Regions from separate parts of the Homo sapiens genome. Here region 2 is linked to region 1. Evidence: chromatin contacts called from ENCODE Hi-C or POLR2A ChIA-PET data. All regions are on one chromosome and are shown on one strand. Each heading gives the region's core, a stretch centred on a gene start or an enhancer-like site at or near the end of the contact. The rest is flanking DNA. Distances are from core to core; before and after follow the strand shown.

What was found. Hi-C counts contacts between places; a loop is a spot of excess contacts on that map. ChIA-PET counts read pairs that join two places held with the same protein, here RNA polymerase II (POLR2A). Pooled maps may share reads with other maps.
Region 2: a pooled map shows a loop between it and region 1 (13-fold over the local background). The contact joins the promoter of PRKAR1B-AS1 here to the promoter of INTS1 in region 1. A Hi-C loop is called at or near these places in 5 of 50 pooled maps. POLR2A ChIA-PET finds 5 or more read pairs at or near these places in 2 of 52 experiments (activated CD4-positive, alpha-beta T cell and common myeloid progenitor, CD34-positive).

What each region holds. Positions count from the first base shown.
Region 1 is chr7:1,500,921-1,507,125 of GRCh38, forward strand. INTS1 (integrator complex subunit 1) reads right to left here and starts at 3,469. Exons shown (of 48, transcript NM_001080453.3): 1 at 3,403-3,469; 2 at 2,983-3,081; 3 at 1,981-2,271. The coding sequence starts at 3,040. RefSeq lists a silencer at 3,115-3,674 and enhancers at 4,561-5,157, 4,783-4,972, 5,158-5,753.
Region 2 is chr7:597,890-604,094 of GRCh38, forward strand. PRKAR1B-AS1 (PRKAR1B antisense RNA 1) reads left to right here and starts at 4,956. Exons shown (of 2, transcript NR_110054.1): 1 at 4,956-5,408. The region is part of intron 6 of PRKAR1B (protein kinase cAMP-dependent type I regulatory subunit beta); the gene reads right to left. RefSeq lists silencers at 3,644-3,753, 4,494-4,553 and enhancers at 5,649-5,698, 5,759-6,205.

The sequences.
Region 1 (6,205 bases), core at 2,219-4,718:
GATCGGAGGTTTTCTCATTTTCATTCTGATTCTTCTCTGTCCCAACAGTTTTTTAGGACTGTGTTTTTAAATATCCACAAACGGCCAGGTGCAGTGGCTAGCACCTGTAATCCCACCACTTTGGGAGGCTGAGGCAGGTGGATCACCTGAGGTCAGGAAATCGAGACCAGCCTGGCCAATACAGTGAAACCCTGTCTCTACTAGAAATACACAAATTAGCCAGGCGTGGTGGTGCATGCCTGTAATCCCAGCTGCTTGGGAGGCTAAGGCAGGAGAATCATGTGAACCCGGGAGGCGGAGGCTGAAGTGAGCCGAGATCGTGCCACTGCATTCCAGCCTGGGGAACACAGCGAGACTCTGTCTCAAAAAAAAATAAATAAATAAATAAATAATAAATAATAAGTAAATACATATCCACACACATGTGGACAGAGGCATTGTGATCTACCTTAACTGCGCCCGGGACAGAGACTTGGAATAAATTTCCTGATGCCGAGACAAGCTGGGGGACAAGTGGGCTGCCAGCATGGAGGGACAGCCTGGGACATTTACCACAAATGGCTGGATGCAGCCATCTCTCTGTTTTGCTGAGAATAATACTATAAAGTGATCTACCACTCAGAATACGCTTTTCATAACCACGTCTCCTCTCATCTTCAAAACCTCCTTTCTACAGGAGGTAGTGCTAAAGATAAATAAAGCACCGAGCCGCCGGCGGCCGAGAGCCCGGGCCAGGATGAGGCCTGTGGTCTCTGTCTTCAATCCCCACCGGCACCAGCTGCCCAGGGACACGCCTCATGGGAGGTCTGAGGCTCGACCTCCTAAAGCAGTCCCCCAGCTGTGCCATCCTGGGCCGTTTGCCCCCAGGGCTCCCTGATGCCAACTGAGTCCAGCACAAACACTGCCCACAGCGCCCAGCCTCAGCTCTCATGAGCGTGTGCTGCCCAGGCCAGGCCAGGCCTCCATTCCCTGGGCACAGTCCATTCTCTGCTTGGCATCTCCCTTTCCTGCCTGCCCCGGTTTCATCGCCTGTGCTTCCAGGCCCAAGCCCATACTGCAACTCCCTGCCAGGCCTCCTCCCTTCCAGGGCCGTCGGGGACTCACTCACAGGCTTGCACTGCAGCAGCCTGGTCCCTCCCTGAGGGCAAGGCCACAGCCCACAAGTCCCCTGGGTCCTGTCTGGCACAAAACTCAGTAACCAGAGGTGGCGCGGCTTGAACAGACACCTCACTACCAAAGTCATCAGGACACTTGTTCTTTTTGACTCCTACAAAGAAATTACCCAAAAGAGATGCTCCCACAGAAACAAAACACTGCAGACCATGAGGCTTGCTGGGGCTGGTGCGATAGCTGCCAGAGCGACTCCCAGGGAGTCACGGAGCCTTGAGAAATGGTCGTTGGGAAAATGGCGCAGAGGGGCAGGGGCGATTCTAGGCACACAGTTAAAGGCATTTCTGCGAGAACGGGACAGTGGTGAAGCTTACATTCCCCCGTTGATGTCCTTACTGTTCTGCTGCTTTTCAACTGAAAACAGGGAGGGGATCAACTCTTCTCTGTTGGTAACCAGGAGGGAAGGAGGAACCAAGTACACATCGCCTCCGCTCAGGTTGAGAGAGGAACGCACCAGGATGGGCAACCTTGAGAACAGACACCTGGGGTGTCGTCACGCCCGGTTTACCCCCAGGGCTCAGACAGTGCCCGTCACAAAGGGGGCGTCCAACAGACACATGAGACAAACAACTCAATAAGGGAGTGACCCGGTTCTCAAAGGGCAGCCACTGGCAGTGCAGGACGCAGATGCACACACGGGATAAGGGCATCTACGTGAGAAGCACTTCCAAGAACAAGCCACAAACATCCGCTCTCCCAAAGGACCTCGGCCATACGGGCAGCACTAGGCCTGGAGGGGGCCTTCCCTGAACACCTGATGGACGGCATGAGCTGAGGGGTGTTCTCGGGGGATGTCCACAGACTCATTACCTTCAATTGGCACCACAGATGGCTCTTTAATCGACGGAGAAATGGCTCGTTTTTCTGCCACTGCAGCCTCAGCCAGGCGCCCCAGGGCACTCAGAGGGGGTGTGGAGGAGAGTTTGGGGCGTTTGGTGAGACCGGTGAGGGCCGAGGCACTGGACAACGCGGCCGCCGCATCCCGCTTGCGCTCAGAAGGCAGGCCGGAAGGGGCTGGCTTCAGCAGGGTGGACGCCGTTTTCGATTCATTGGCCTGACCCTTTGAGCCCAGAGCAATGAAGTCTCCTGGGGGAGGGTGCCCTGCAGAGAAAGGAGAGAGAAAACCGGGCACATTTGCAACACCCAAGATGGAAAAAGACTGACTCTAACCTCCTGTTATGTCAGAGGGGATTAAACAAGGGTCAGAGGAGGCAAGGAAGAAGCCAGAGCTCACTCAGCAGCCTACAGCAGAGCTGGGACCAGCAGGATACGCACAGGTGATGGTGGACAGTCACGTAGCGCTAACCACAAACCAGGCCATCTCTGGTCTATCCAAATTAGTGTGCTTAGTAACCCCCGCCCCGAGTTTCCGCAATAGGTGCTATTACTCTAACTTTACAAGAGAGAAAGGGACACAGAGAGGTTAAGCGACGTGCCCAGCGTCACACAGCAGGCGAGTGGCAAAGTCCGGAGGATCTGAGCCGACAGTTCAGCCGCAGACCCCGTGCTACGCTACACTGTGCTGCCTCCCGCCTCCTGGCTGGGGAGACCTTCCGCTACTGTCGGCCGCCTTGCAGCTCAGCCTGAAACGAGATCACCGGGGTCCCGAAGGAAGTCGCCACTGTCCCAAGCCTCCCAGGGACTCTCAGAGCCGCTGAGGACCGAGAGCAGTGTTTCCAGACCGAATTCCTGGAAACAGCCGCGGCTGCGGAACAACCAAGCCCAACGCAGGATCCGCGGCAGCTGAGATCCCCAAAGACCCCCAAAGACCCCCAAAGACCCCCGGGCTGCAGAGCGAGGAGGGAGACGCACCTGAGGGTTTGGCCGCGGCGCTGGGCCGGCGCACCGTGGTGGGCTTGGCCCGGTTCATCCTGCCCCGTCCCTCGCGGCTCCCGGCGGCTGCGGCGTCACCTGCGGAGGAGCCAGCGTGCGGTCATTCCTTCACTCATTCGCTCGTTCGCTCGCTCATTCGCTCCCTTGCCGCACGGGGCTTGGGCCTGGGACCCGGGGACAGTGGTCCCGCGCCCGCCCGGCGGGGCGATGCTGCAGGAGCTGCAGGGACCCCGCCTCCCAGCCGCCCGGGAGCGGCTCAGTCGGGCGGCAGCAGGCGACGCGGACGCCGGGCTGGAGGCGGCAGAACCAGAAGGGACGGCCCAGAGGCCGGGAGCGGTAGCCGGGAGAACCAGGCGCTCGCCCGGCAATGAGGAAGCGCCCAGGCCGCGGCTCACTTACCTCTGGCCCATCGCGACCGGAGCGCCGCCGCCGCCACCCGGCCACCCCGGAATCGGAAACCGATCTCACCGCCCTCGAGGACCCGACTTCCGGAACAACCGGAAGGAAAACAGTGCGGCGGGAAGCGGGCCCAGAAGGAGGCGCGAGAGGCCCGCGGCGCCGGCCTGATGCCTGCAGCGCCCCATGGCGGCGGGAGGCGGGCTGGCCGGCGCCGCGCGCATGTGGTCCGGTCCAGGTGGGTCGGCGGCGCGGGGCAGGCGCTGGCCTCTCCATTCACAGGTGGTGCTGGCGTTGCGAAGGGACGCACTCCAGGACGCACGGCGGGGAGGAGTGGCGTCAGGGATCCGCGGATGAGTCAAGTGGCAGGTTCTGCACGTCCCGGAGAGCGGGGGCGGCCGGGGCGCAGGCACTGGCGAGGGGGCGCAGCCCGGGGGGCTCCCGGGGAGAGACCCTGTCTCAAATAATAATAATAATAATAATAATAGCTTTATTGAGATAGAACTCGTGTTCCACAAAGTTCACCCTTTTCTTTTTTCTTTTTTTTTTTGGCACGGAGTCTCGCTCTGTCGCCCAGGCTGGAATGCAGTGGCGCGACCTCGGCTTATTGCAACCTCCACCTCCCAGGTTCAAGCGATTCTCCTGCCTCAGTCTCCCGAGTAGCTGGGATTACAGGCGCCCGCCACCATGTCTGGCTAATTTTTTTGTGTTTTTAGTAGAGACGGGGTTTCACCATGTTGGCCAGGCTGGTCTCGAACTCCTGACCTCAGGTGGTCCGCCCGCCTTGGCCTCCCAAAGTGCTGGAATTACTGCGCCCGCCCCGCCCCCACGCCTTTTTTTTTTTTTTTTTAATGGAAACACTGATGGGAACAAAACTCAAAAGACACAAAAGATCATACAGTTGCCAGGTGTGATGCTCATGCCTGTAATCTCAGCACTTTGGGAGACCAAGGCAGGAGGATCGGTTGAGTTCGAGACCAGCCTGAGCAACATAGCAAGACCCCCATCTCTACAAAAAAATAAAAATTAGCTGGGCATGGTGGCATGAACCTCTAATCCCAGCCCTTTGGGAGGCCAAAGTGGGAGTCTGAGACCAGCCTGGGCAACATAGTGAGACCCTATCTCTACAAACAAAAATCAAGAATAAATTAGCCAGGCATGGTGGTGCATGCCTACGGTCCCAGCTACTGAGGAGGCTGAGGTAGGAGGATCTCTTCAGCTTGGGAGGTCAAGGCTGCAGTAAGCTATGATGGTGCCACTACGCTGCAGCCGGCCGACAGAGCGAGACCCTGTCTAAAAAAAAATAAAAATAAAAGGTGGGGGAATCATCCAGTCAAAGGGTCGAAGGTCTCCCCTGACCCCTGAGCAGCTGGTCCCCTCCCCTGGAGTCAGCCTGTGTTCTGATTTGTGCCTGTGTTCCCGGCTTTTCCGTGTGCGTTCAGGCAGCCACCCGTGTGCCTCCCTCTGCCTTGTCACCCTGCAGGTAGCGCACGGCTCCTCTTTTCTGCACCTGGCTTTTGCCACTTAACCACATCTTGGAGATCTGTTCCCAGCAGGGCACTGACTCGAACGCTGCCCCGCCACCGAGGGAGTCCTGAGCACCGCCTGCCCGGTGTGTCCCATCTCCTCATCCAGGGACCGCAAGGCAGAGCTGGTCTCCCTGTGCCCCTGAAGTTGGGTGTGGCCATTTGACTGTGGCCTCAGTGAGGCTCATGGCCCCAGGCTGCAGCCTGAGAACTGCTGTGTGACCCGCCACGGTCTCTTTCCACTCCTGTGGGCACCAGCTGGGTCCCCGCAGGACCCCAAGGGCTCCAGGGCCCTGCACCCTGCGCTGTGTGGGCAGCGAGTCCGGAAGGAGACGTCCGTGGTGCCCATGGGAGGAGAGGCCGGTCAGGCGCGGATCCCTGCCGGACGCCAGGCGGGGGCTGTGCGGCTTCATCCCTCTACAGTTTCTCAATCTGTCCCTCAGGGTAACTCTCTAAGGGGAGGGGAGATCCGATGGGGTAATGCTTCCTCCTCCTGTCACCTGAATGGGAGCACCCTGCACAGAGCTTCCTCTGCCCCGCCACCTGCCTCTCCTCATCCTCTGACCAGCATCACCGCCCCTGCATGCGGGGCCTGTGCCTTCGGCAAATGCCCTCACCCGGGCCCAGGCCAGAACCTCAGGGTCGACCTTGAGAACAACTACCTCCTCCTCCCCCTCCCCCTCCCCCTCCCCCTCCTCCTCCCCCTCCTCCCCTTCCTTCTTCTCCCCCTCCTCCCCCTCCCCCCTCCTCTCCTCCTCCCCCTCCCCCTCCCCTCCTTCCCCTCCCCCTCCTCCCCCTCCCCCCTCCCCTTCGTTCCCCTTCTTCTCCTCCTCCCCCTCCTCCCCTCCTCCCCCTCCTCCTCCTCCTCCTCCTCCTCCTCCTGTCAACCTTGACCACCTCTTCCCCCTTCTCTCTCCTCCTGCTCCTCGTCTTCCTCGTTCTCTAAAAACTCAGGAGTCAACCTTGACCACCTCCTCCTCCCTCTTCTCTTTCTCCTCCGTCTCCTTCCCCTCTTCCTCTTCCTCCCCCTCCTCTACCTCTTTGCCTTCCTCCTCCCTCTCCCCGCCTCTTTTTGAAAACAGCTTTTTTGAGTTATGATTGACGTCTGATAAACTGCAGGTGTGTAAAGGGTGTAAAGGGTGCACACTGATGCGTGTTGACATTCACACGTACCTGTGGCCCCATCCCCCATCCCTTTCAACCCTGTAACGAACATTCCCAAACCACCCCTGACTTGTCCCCAGGCCGCCAGGGCGCCACTTTCTGTCCCTGGAGAGGCG
Region 2 (6,205 bases), core at 3,706-6,205, 900 kb before region 1:
AGGAACGTGCCCAACTCTTGCAGCACAGTGAGTTTCACATCGCTCAGATCGGGGCCTCACAAACTCCCAGGGGACTCTTCCCCAGAGGGATCCGGAGCTCACCCTGTGGGTCTCACCGTGTCTATCCACGCTGCAGGTGACGGACTCCAGGGTCCACAGCACGTCGTGCTGCCAGGAGCATCCCTGTACGTGACATGCACGCCTGGGGTGGCAGTCGCCACTGGCACAGCTTCAGGAGGCATTCTGCACTAAACACCATCACCCTCCAGCACCCTCCAGACTAAACACCATCACCCTCCCTCCAGCACCCTCCGCACTAAACACCATCACCCTCCAGCACCCTCCACACTAAACACCATCACCCTCCCTCCAGCACCCTCCACACTAAACACCATCGCCCTCCCTCCAGCACCCTCCACACTAAACACCATCGCCCTCACTCCAGCACCCTCCGCTCTAAACACCATCGCCCTCCCTCCAGCACCCTCCACACTAAACACCATCACCCTCCCTCCAGCACCCTCCACACTAAACACCATCACCCTCCAGCACCCTCCACACTAAATACCATCACCCTCCCTCCAGCACCCTCCACACTAAACACCATCACCCTCCAGCACCCTCCACACTAAACACCATCACCCTCCAGCACCCTCCACACTAGATACCATCACCCTCCAGCACCCTCCGCACCAAACACCATCACCCTCCACACTAAACATCATCACCCTCCCTCCAGCACCCTCCGCACTAAACACTATCACCCTCCCTCCAGCACCCTCTGCACTTCTGTTCCGATGCAGGGGCCTCTTGCTGAGCCACGAAAGCAGTGTGGACTCAGAAGATGTGAATCTGAGGTCGGGAGGGGTTTGCTTGACATGGGAGAGCCAGGGAGGCGGGTAACATCTTGTGCCCAAGGAGGTGAGTGAGCCTCTTGGCCCCTTCAGGGAATGAGGACACCACCCCCTCGAATGGCTGCCCAGGCAAGTGGCAGGACATCCCCCTGCCTTGGCAAAGAGGATGGGGGCTCTGGGAGCAGAGAAGGGTGAGTCTCCACAGAGCCAGCCCGGGACGGCCGCACCTCCCAGCTTTCTGGGATTCTGTCTCAAAGCGGGGATCCGTGGCTGCTGCCGCTGCAGGCAGGACCCAGGGAAGCTGGACCAGGACGCGCTGCCCATGAGGCCTGGAGAAGCCCAAGGCCTCCGAGAGCTCCCTCCGCAGCCTCAGAGGAAGCCATTGTGCGGGTCCCACAGACGGCCAGGGCCACACTGTGCTCGGCCGCCCGGAGGACAAAGGGGCCATCCTTCTCAGGACACTGGCCACTGTCACCACTCCCGGCGCAGTGCGGGCCCCACCCCAGCTGGTACGCAAAGGGGCTACTTCTTGTTGTGTTTCATTTTTTTGTTTTCTCTCTTTTTTTTTTTTGAGATGGAGTTTCGCTCTTGTTCCTCAGGCTGGAGTGCAATGGTGCGATCTCGGCTCACCGCAACCTCTGCCTCCCAGGTTCAAGCGATTCTCCCGCCTCAGCCTCCCGGATTACAGGCAACTGCCACCACGCCCGGCTAATTTTGTATTTTTAGTAGAGACGGGGTTTCTCCATGTTGGTCAGGCTGGTCTCAAACTCCTGACCTCAGGTGATCCACCCACCTCGGCCTCCCAAAGTGCTGGGATTACAGGCGTGAGCCACCACGCCCAGCTTCTCTTCTTTTAAAAGAAAAAACAATGGGGGTCCCCCGCGGGGCAGCATTTACACCCCACCATCACTGCAGCTTCTCTGGCGCCGAGCTCACACCTGGCTCTGCCCTGCCCCCTGCCCACCTTCACTCGCTCACCCTCTGTGTTTAGAAGTCAATGGTGGGACAGAGGTGCCAGGAGCTGGGGGAGGCACATGGGCAGGCCCCCCATTCACCTTCACTCGCTCACCCTCTGTGTTTAGAAGTCAATGGTGGGACAGGGGTGCCAGGAGCTGGGGGAGGCACACGGGCAGGCCCCCCATTCACCTTCACTCGCTCACCCTCTGTGTTTAGAAGTCAATGGTGGGACAGGGGTGCCAAGAGCTGGGGGAGGCGCACGGGCAGGCCCCCCATTCACCTTCACTCGCTCACCCTCTGTGTTTAGAAGTCAATGGTGGGACAGGGGTGCCAGGAGCTGGGGGAGGCGCATGGGCAGGGAGTGTGTAATGTGGACAGAGCTTCAGTTTAAGAAGACAAGAACATTTGGGAAATGGACAGTGGTGACGGTTGTAAAACAACGTGAATATTCTTAATGCCACCGAACTGCACAAAATGGTTAGAATGGTCAGTGTGGTGTGTCTTTTACTACAATTAAAGTAGGGCCGAGGGCAGTGGCTCATACCTGTCATCACAGCACTTTGGGAAGCCCAGGCGGGAGGATTGCTTGAAGCCAGGAGTCTGAGACCAGCCTGGGCAACACAGCAAGACCCCGTCTCTATGAAAAACTTTAAAATTAGCTGGACGTGGTGGTGCACAGTGGTAGTCCCAGCTTCTCGGGAGGATCGCTTGAGCCCAGGAGTTCAAGGCTGCAATGAGCTATGATCACGCCACCGCACTCCCAGCCTGGGCGACAGAGCGAGACCCCATCTCAAAAAATTAAAAAACGAATTTTAAAAACACACAGAACACAAGACACAACCTGAATAACATCTGATCAGATCACCAAGCTGAGGCGCCCTGCTCCGGGGTACACCCAGCTGCCTGGCGGTGCTCCCCAGCCCCCCAGAAAGAGCTCTTCCCCCAGACGTGTTGTGTGAAACCGAGGGAAGCCCGGAACGGCCAGCGTCAGTGGGGACGTCGTGATGCCTGGGACGGGGAGCAAAAAGAGGGAGTCGGGATAACGGGCCCAAAAACAATCAGGGGAAGAGTCGAGCCCCAAACAGGGCTTGGAAGGGAGCTACGTTCCCAGGCCTGCAAAGTCAGCAGCTGAGTGTCCTTTTAAATAGAAATGCTATGTTCCATGAATAAAATACATTGGAAGATATTTTTATACTTAGAAAAATGGATTATAGCTCTTGGCAACACACGGACGGCAGCAGGCACTTTCGGAGTCTCTGGAAAACCGTAATTCAAACTGAACCTGGTGCTCTTGGCATTTTGTCACCTGGCCGTCCCCCTGGACGCTGCTGGTCAGAGGGCAGCGTCCACCCTGCAGAAGTGGGTGACGTCCACCTCCAAGCTCTGCTGGCTTAAAGGGCCAGGGCCAGGTCCTTGAGGGGACGGCTTCCTGATGGGCCTCCGGCACTTGGCCAGCGCAGTTAAATACCCACGGCAAACGGCCGTCCCTTCCCGCCACGCAGAATAAAACCAGGGAAAACCGCTAGCCTCAGAAACCCACTCGGACCCTGGGTAGCCGTAGTCCTGCAGCCCCGAACCCAGGGTACATCCATCCCATTGCCCCAGGGAGGCGATTTACAGAAACCAGCAAACAACATGCAGCACCCAGGGTTCACACAGCAGCTGGATGGGGCTGCCTGGGGCTGCCATGCGGCCGTTCCCCCGGGTGCTGTAATAACAGTAATTATTATAATACATATGCCCATAACTCACCCGGGCTACCCAACATGCCACTTTTTCATTCCAGATTCCTTACTGAGCATCCTTTGATTCCCTTAAATGTGGCCTTCACCCACACGGGCCCTGCGGATTTACCCTGCATGCGAAGGGCCTCCCACATCACAGGAGGGCCCCTGCAGGCAGCTCCTGCGCCCGGCCCCGCCCGGCCCCGCCGGGCACTCCCTGACGCCCACCCCTGCCCTGGCTGGAAAATCTGAAGTTGATGGAGGTGCTTGGTGTTCGTGCACAGCCGCCTGGGACTCACGGGACAGCCCCATAAGTCACAGCCGGTTCCCGCAGGGGGCCCGGCCATCCCACGTGAGCCTGTAGCCAGGAAGTGGGCATCCACCCACGGGGCTCAGACATCCTGGCTCTGGAGGGCCGGGTCCAGCAGAGGCCTTAAAGCTGCCTTTGTGCCTGACCCGGGGGGGCTGGGGAGGGGTAGGGACGGGCAGGGGGAGGCGCAGGGACGGGCAGGGGGATGGGGAGGGGGAAGGGGAGGGATTTGCCAGGACAATATATTTGGGGAACTCCAGTTACACGAGGGTGACCTCACTCTTTCCTTTCTCAAAATTGCCTCCCAACGTCCCCGGGCCTGGCGAGAAGCCAGGCAGGACGCCACGACGCGTCGTGTCTGAGAGAAAACCGTCTCCCCTCCACTCAGGCTTCAGCCCCGACCCCACGCTAACTGGGCCAGGGCAGGGGCTGGGCTGGGAGGGGACCCAGTGAGCTCAGGGCTGGAGGAAACGGTCCCTGCTTTGAAGTGGCTCCGGCACCGGCCTCTCCCACCACCCTGTCATGTATGAAGGAGTTACAGACGGCGGCGGGGGGAGGGGGGGTCTGTCCTGCTGGAAGGACGGAGGGAAGGGAGATGCCTCACTGAGTCCAGAGGTCGAGGGGTGGGTGGGGATTCTGCGAGGATGAGGAGGAGGAGGAGGAGGTCCCGCCAAGGTCAGCCGGGGCAGCAACACCTCCCGGCCCCTTTGCCGAGGTCCTGGCCCAGGTGGGGCTCCCGGGAGCCTGGAGGCCAACGGCGGAAAGACAGGGACCTGATCCCTCCAGCAGTCCCAGCCGCCGGCCCCTCACACCCTCACCTCTCCCAGGAAGTCCTCAGCATGCTGCCGGCTGGGGCCTGGCGCTGGGGCAGGAGGGTGGCCACCCGCGCTGAAGATGAGGACAAGCCCGGGGCGTGGGTGGTGGGCGTTTCCTCTGTGGGGTGGACGAGGCTCTTGCGGTGCGTGTGTTGGGGACATGAGACGGGGCGGGGCAGCTGCCAGGCGGCCAATGGCTTCCACACCAGGGGCCAAGAGCAGAACCCCAGGAGGGTTATCTCAGTCTTCCCGGCAGCAGTGAGCTCTGTTCGTTTTTCTGAGTAATATGGAAATGGCACGGCTCAGCCACACAAGGGCCTGGGCAAAGGTCACGGCCAGCAAAGAACACAGCCTGGGTCCTCTGAGTCCCGAGTCCACGCGATCCTGACCCGTCCACCACCCTCCTCGAGACACGACAAGTTAGGCGGGAACATAACCTGGGAGCCCCATGTCGGTTTCAGGCTCCACAAGGGATCTCTGGGTAAAGGGTTTGTCTCTTCCACATCTGTTCATTTAGGAGAAGCAAAGAACATGGAAAGCAGAATTCCTGGGGGTGGCCTCAACCCCAAGCCCTGCCGATGCAAACCGGCACCTTGAAGATGCCTTTGGAATTTAACTGGAAGATTTGAATGACATGGGCAGACACAGAAGAGGGAGAAGCATTCCACAGGGGAGGAAAGGCCTCAGTGGGGACCTATGGAGCTCCCAGGCCCACCGCAGGGAGGCAGGTCCTCGGTCATCTGCGGAGGTCAGTATCTATCAAAGCCCAGCCGCAGATAGATGAGCTGGGCCTGGCGGGGTCTTGTAGGATGTGTAGGAGTTTGTGAGGCAGAGCAGGAATGAAAGCAGAGGGGACAGGAGGGGCAGAACCAGAGTCAGGACATTCATTGGCTAATTTCCTGTTCTTGGTCCCTCTCCCCCATTAAGCCACAACCTCCCCCACACCAGAGCAGGCACCAGGTCCTCCTCGTCACAAGTGCCAGGCATAAAGCAGGCACTCAATAAACATCCAGGAAGGAGACGGCAGGGGAGGAGGCGACATGATGACTCCAGGACCCAGAGTGGAGGTGATGGGGGAGGAGGTGACACCAGGACCCAGAGTGGAGAGGGCAGGGGAGGAGGTGACACGGTGACACCAGGACCCAGAGTGGAGGGGATGGGGGAGGAGGTGACACCAGGATCCAGAGTGGAGAGGGTGGGGGAGGAGGTGACACCAGGACCCAGAGTGGAGGGGATGGGGGAGGAGGTGACACCAGGACCCAGAGTGGAGAGGGCGGGGGAGGAGGTGACATGGTGACACCAGGACCCAGAATGGACAGGGCGGGGGAGGAGGTGACACGGTGACACCAGGACCCAGAGTGTGAACTAGAAGAGGGGCTATAAGTAGTAGCATGAGATTTGGGGCTGGGATAAAGCGGTGGGTCCAGTCAGGAAGCTGCCCATCCCATACCTCCCGCAGAGGTGGCTCTGCCTTCAGCACTGCTGACCACTGGGCAGGCCTGGGCTGCCAGGGTCTCTCTGGGATCAGCCCTGCCCCATCTGCTG